Regions from separate parts of the Homo sapiens genome. Here region 1 is linked to region 2. The links are chromatin loops, found by intact Hi-C in ENCODE. Cell type or tissue: GM12878. All regions are shown on one strand. Links, peaks and the distances in the headings refer to the core of each region. The heading gives the core; the rest is flanking DNA.

The links. Peaks named below come from ENCODE experiments on the same cell type or tissue, not always from the same donor. Only the 100,000 strongest peaks of a DNase experiment are listed, where the experiment ranks them.
Region 1: it touches region 2 in a loop (4-fold over the local background); 4 of 110 quality-filtered maps call a loop at or near these places.

What each region holds. Positions count from the first base shown.
Region 1 is chr10:88,137,446-88,140,257 of GRCh38, reverse strand. All of the region lies in intron 1 of LOC101929727 (a long non-coding RNA gene), which reads right to left. Among named protein-coding and RNA genes, the nearest start is that of PTEN, 280 kb to the right of the region's middle. In GM12878, for the core only: no CTCF peak of the experiment used is centred there; a DNase peak (open chromatin) is centred at 1,757; H3K27ac peaks cover 617 bases.
Region 2 is chr10:88,074,848-88,077,659 of GRCh38, reverse strand. All of the region lies in intron 5 of LOC105378415 (a long non-coding RNA gene), which reads left to right. Among named protein-coding and RNA genes, the nearest start is that of PTEN, 210 kb to the right of the region's middle. In GM12878, for the core only: no CTCF peak of the experiment used is centred there; a DNase peak (open chromatin) is centred at 1,378; H3K27ac peaks cover 1,321 bases.

The DNA.
Region 1 (2,812 bases), core at 201-2,700, 63 kb before region 2:
TAACAGGTTTTCTTGCCAAAGCTCTACAGAGAGACCTTTCAGGTATAAACCAACTGGTCAAAGCAGGATGCCTGAAATCTCCAGCTCCTATTGGGGCAGGCAGATGTTATCTTTTTAACAGAAAATTTAGCACAATGCAAACTGAGTGTATGCTAAAAGCTTAGGCCCTGATTGTAGTCCTCCCATTCCTCAGAAAGTAGAATGCTATAGTGACTCGGATTAATCGAGTCAATCAATAAATAATTATTGAGCAAATGATGCGAGTTGGCCATCTCTACTAAAAATTGAGGTAATAACACTAAAAAGGCACATGTTCTACCTTGGAAGATACTTGAGAAGATAGTCATCCACAAATAAGCCCTTAACATACAATGAGAATAATCACTTCTACAGATTTCTGTGTTAAGTGCAGGGGCAGCACTAAAGAAGCAATTAAGGCTGGGCACAGAAGCTCATGCCTGTAACGCCAGTAGTTTAGGAGGCTGAGGTAGGCGAATCACTTGAGGCCAGGAGTTTGAGACCAGCCTGGCCAACATGGCAAAACTCTATCTCTACTAAAAATACAAAAATTAGCCAGGCATGGTGGTGCATGCCTGTAATTCCAGCTACTGGGGTGGCTGAGACACGAGAATCGCTTGAACTGGGAGGCGGAGATTGCAGTGAGCTGAGATCATGCCACTGCACTCCAGCCTGGGTGACAAAGCAAGACTCTGTCTCACAAAACAAACAAACAAACGAACAAACAAAAGAAGCAATTAAGTCAAAGAAGTCTTCATGAAAGATGTAACATATGTTCAATGATCCAAGAGTGTTTGAGGATAATATTTGGGTCAGTTGACTGGATAGAAAATCATAAACTTTTAAAGCCCTAAATCTAATACCTTTGAATTCTCTGACAGATGCTATTAAGATTCCTATGTCCTCTCTGATGACGTCTATGCAACAGCAAAATACCCCACTAAATGATTCTCCATGGTAATGATTGCTATTCCTGTTGCTATTAATTTTACTGAATTCACAAGCCAATAAGTTTGACATGTAGATTTAAAGTGGGCATACATCTCCTCCAATTGTTAGGTTTTAAAGCCTGCACTTACAGGGGAAAATTTCATATAGTCAAAAATACCCTTCACAAAGCCCCCTATTTTATCCACACATGACAGCATACATTATCCTGTGTATATACAGCCCTATACAATAATTTTTAGGCATGTTTAAGTGTAAGGACCACTGAGCTAGACTAACAAAAGACAAACAGGGCAGTCTCCATGAAGATGTCTGGGCATGCAAATAATTCTGGTTTTGATGTAATTATCAGACTCCTAGCACTGAAGGAGAGATGGTTGGAGAATTCTATAGTACTTCCAGCTTATCTGCATAGTTTATTCCATTCTGTTGTAAACTTACCTTCTCTAACTTTCTTTAACCTTACTATCTCAGCATGTAATAACATATGTATGTTCCTGCTATGTGTTTTCTTCTTTATGAGTCCATGGTTCACAAGATAAATGAGTCATCTAGGTAATTTTTTTCCTATCACTTCCATTGGATGATGGTAGCTTGATGCTGTTGAACTCTATTTCTGGAAAGACACGCCTATCCCCTGAAAGGAAAAGGTTTAAGTAGAGGGGGATTTTCCAGGACAACACTTAAATTTCATGTTTGCTCGACTCAGAAATATATCAGCTTAGAGACTGAAAGATCTTAGAAATCACCTTGCTTAACACTTAGCCAGCAGAGAGTGGAGGGAGTGACATATGAAAGTGAAGCTGACAAGGAGTAGATCTGTGTTCCAGTTTCACCTCTGCTATTGAGAAAACCACATTATCTCCTTGTGGTCCAAGTTCATCTACTTGTGAATGGAGGCTTTACTACATTTTTAAAATATGACCCCATCTAACTTGGGCTTGAATAACCTTGTCCAATCATTTAATCTTTCCATACCTCAATTTTCTCATCTGTAAAATGAGAATAATAATAGTTTCTACCTTAAAGGATGTTATAAAGATGAAATGTCATAAAGGATTAAATGCGTAATTATATGCATATATTTATACACAGTATATGTATATATGTGTGTGTGTATATGCATACACACACATACATACACACATACACACACATATAGAGAGAACAGTATGCACTCAGTAAAATTTGCTGCCATATAAGAATATTATTGTTACTGTTATTAGGCTGTGATTCTTTCTTCCTGCCATATGAAATCCCAGAAGTCCAGCCCAAGAAAGCGTATCACAAGTTACACAATGATTACCAGTTAATTCCACATTTTGTGAACTTCTACTGATCATGAATATCTAAACTAAGCCAGGCACCTACCCCCACCCACCCCCCACACACTACAATACACCAGTTTCCAACATGGCAAGTGGCCCACAGCTGAACCATTTACACAGCCACATCTCAAAGGCAGATGGGTAATCCAATGATGATGTATAAGCACCTTTCCCCACCACAATTTATTTTATTCTAATTATATAAAAGTGCTCTGGGAAGCAACCTAATCAAGAACAATTTAAATTTTGCAAATGAACAAAGAGTTTCCAGTGTAAATTCCCAGATCTCATTATAACAAACATGGATGAGATACAGCTACAGCCTGGCCTACACAAATGCCCTCAAAATATTCTCAACAGGGAGTAGGACTAGATGGCTTCCAATGATTCTTCTAACCCTAGAATACTAGTATTCCATTGGCTAATATTACATTCAAAATGTAGGAAGTCAAATGGAAAATAATTATCAACAAAGGTGTATTCATGGTGTTTATTTAAAACTATGTAGTAAGGGTCAA
Region 2 (2,812 bases), core at 214-2,713:
CATGGTATGGTCATTCCTCAGACATGTTCCGTGGAGAGGACATCAAAACAAGTAGTCAAGATTCCATTGGTTGGAAGAATTAAGGCGATGGAGTAGCCTAACTTAGAATTGAGGGTGAGACCTGGGGTAATATTTTTTAAGAGCCTGATCATTATTAACTTATGCCAAGGTAAAATAAATGCGGTATTGCTAACCTGACTTTACTAAGGAACAAAACTATTTCATCGAGAAACTGGCAACACATTAAATTGATGGTAGCGTTATGCTCTGGTGGTAAATTTTAATCTATGTTCCACAAAACCATAAAATTCAGTAGGGACCCACACCAGAAGGAAAGAACAAGAGAGGCCAAATGTGTGGGTATCTGAGCTTCCCGCCCCCACTTCAACCAGGAAAAGCTCTACTTTATCTGCTTTAAACATTGGAGCTCTGCCTAACTTTTCATCTGAAAAAATAGATTCTGCTGCTGAAAAGAGTTTGAAAAACAATGCACTAAAAGGCAGTGGTCCCTGGTTGGGGAGCAATATTGCTAGAGAAATTAAAAAAAAAAAAAAGAAATCAGCCCATGACCCCAGGGCTAAGAGTCTTTTAGAGACAATGGAACTTTTTCTGAGCAAAGCGACAGTGTGAAAAGTTGGCCTGTGTGTTGGAGGGCTCCTCCCTGATTTTGTTCATGTTGGGGGACCCATATAATTTATTATTTTAACTGGGAAATTTTTGAGAATAAAGGGGGGTTTTATAGATATGTATTCTTTAGAACAAGAGGCATAAATTATGACTGCCCTGGGCAAATTAAAATGTTTGGTTGCCCTAATTAAAGTGGGTACTTGGCCATATTCACATGGGCCTCGGTGGGAAAGATAGACCCATTTCTAGCTTCACCACTAGTGTAGGTTGCTGTTACAATGACTAAAGATAAGAAAATTAACTTACACAATTGGATTCGCCATATATGACAAGGTCTAGTTTGCTTACTAAATGGGAGAAATGAGAGAAACCTCCTTAAGGTTTCTATCAGTGTCATGATTTTACATTATAGGCCCTCTGCACCCCTGAAGTTGAAAGCAGAGAGAAGGGTTATTGGGAGCACTTAGTCCGTGCGCCGTTGCTCACGGATAGTGACCAGGCATAGATTTGGTTACACTGTCAACCCTTCTCCAATATCATAGAAGACTGCTCGGACTTGTGGATCCATACATTTACACCCTTCCTCTTCCCCACTGTTGGCCACCCCTGCATCCCCAACCCCAGAACAGTCCATATTCTGTTTGGGCAATAGTTAACACGTCTAACCACTTCACCAAAAAACCAACAAGAGGAAACCACCAGTGAAAGAGAAAGTCAGCTTATTACAAGTTCTGGCCAGCGCATACCTTGTGTTTGTTCACTGAGTTTGCCAGAAAGTTCCCTTCTGAGAGCCTAATTTACAACTTTCCTTGAGCTGCCAAATCATCACCCAGTAGACTTCTCCTATTACTTCTACTCTGTTACCCATCGATGGCCTTCTTGTGGAGCATTAAACAAAACACTCAGACCAAGTGGGAGTGTGACCCACACCAGGTACAAATAACCTACCTCTCACTCACCAGCCACCCTTGGCAATTGACAACAATAATGTGGGCAGCTAAGTAATTACAGCAGGGAAGTTGGAAGAAGGAATTTATAAGTTTCAATCTAAATGTTTGGCATGCTTTATCACCAGAAACCCTAGCTCCTAAATGTCAGGAACAAACTATAAAAAGAGTGTGGATTAAAGGCTCTGAGTTACATATCAAAGGTCTTCTCATTGTCAAAAAATATTTTCTTTACTGAGCATTCACAGTGCCTCGCCCTGAAATGATTCCTAGATATCTCTCTGAGGGATATACAAAGAGAGGAGGAATAATAAAAACCAAGAAGCCACTAGCATCAGAGCAAGGCTCCAGTGCAAATATCATTGCCAACAACACGAAATATGGTGGCCATCTGCCTGTGGTACATTTAGGGTTGGTCTTTACTTCCTGTATTTTCTAAATTTTCTGCTATAAATACATATGCCTTTTATAATTAGAAAAATATAAATGTTGATTTTAAAAGGTTGTGGAATCAGGATTCAAATGCAAGTCTGTCTGATGGCCAAGCTTATGTTCTTTCTACTCCTCACTGCTTCTCACCCATGTCCATCGATAACATTCATTTTATTTTTAATAAAATAACAAACAATAAATAGAGCTGAATGTTTGCCAGGTACCTTTCTAAGCATTTAAAATGTATTAACTTGTTTCAGCCTCACATCATGTGAAGACTGATTATATTCTTACTCTACTGATGAGAAAACCAAGGCACAGAAAGGTTAGGTAACTTGCTGAAGGTGGCAAAGCTGGTCAGCGGCAACACTGGGATTCTTCCCCAGCCAGTCTGGCTCCAGGGTCTGTGCTCTTAGTTGCTCTGTTAAGCTGCCTCAACCGTCTCCTACTTAAAGATAGATCTTCTCTGGCCCTCATATCCTTTTGCAACCTGGCCAGGCCCCCGTTGCATGCGTTAGTGTAAGAGCAGGACAGGCAAGCCCAAGGAGCCTTTTTAATCAGAGATGACACAGCTGGATTACCAGTATAATCGGCTATAGCCTCAAAGCCTCATGATGAAAAGGTCCAGATGAAATCAACTCTAGTCAGTGTCCATGATGATGAGGAATTAAAAGATGTGAAGGCTCCTGCTGCCTAAAAAAATAACCATGGCATCATTTTTCTCATCTCATCTAGCACAAATTTAAATTACATTCCTTGAAAATATTTTTTGCCTTCTTGATTTGTCCCTGGTTTTCTGTTTTAGT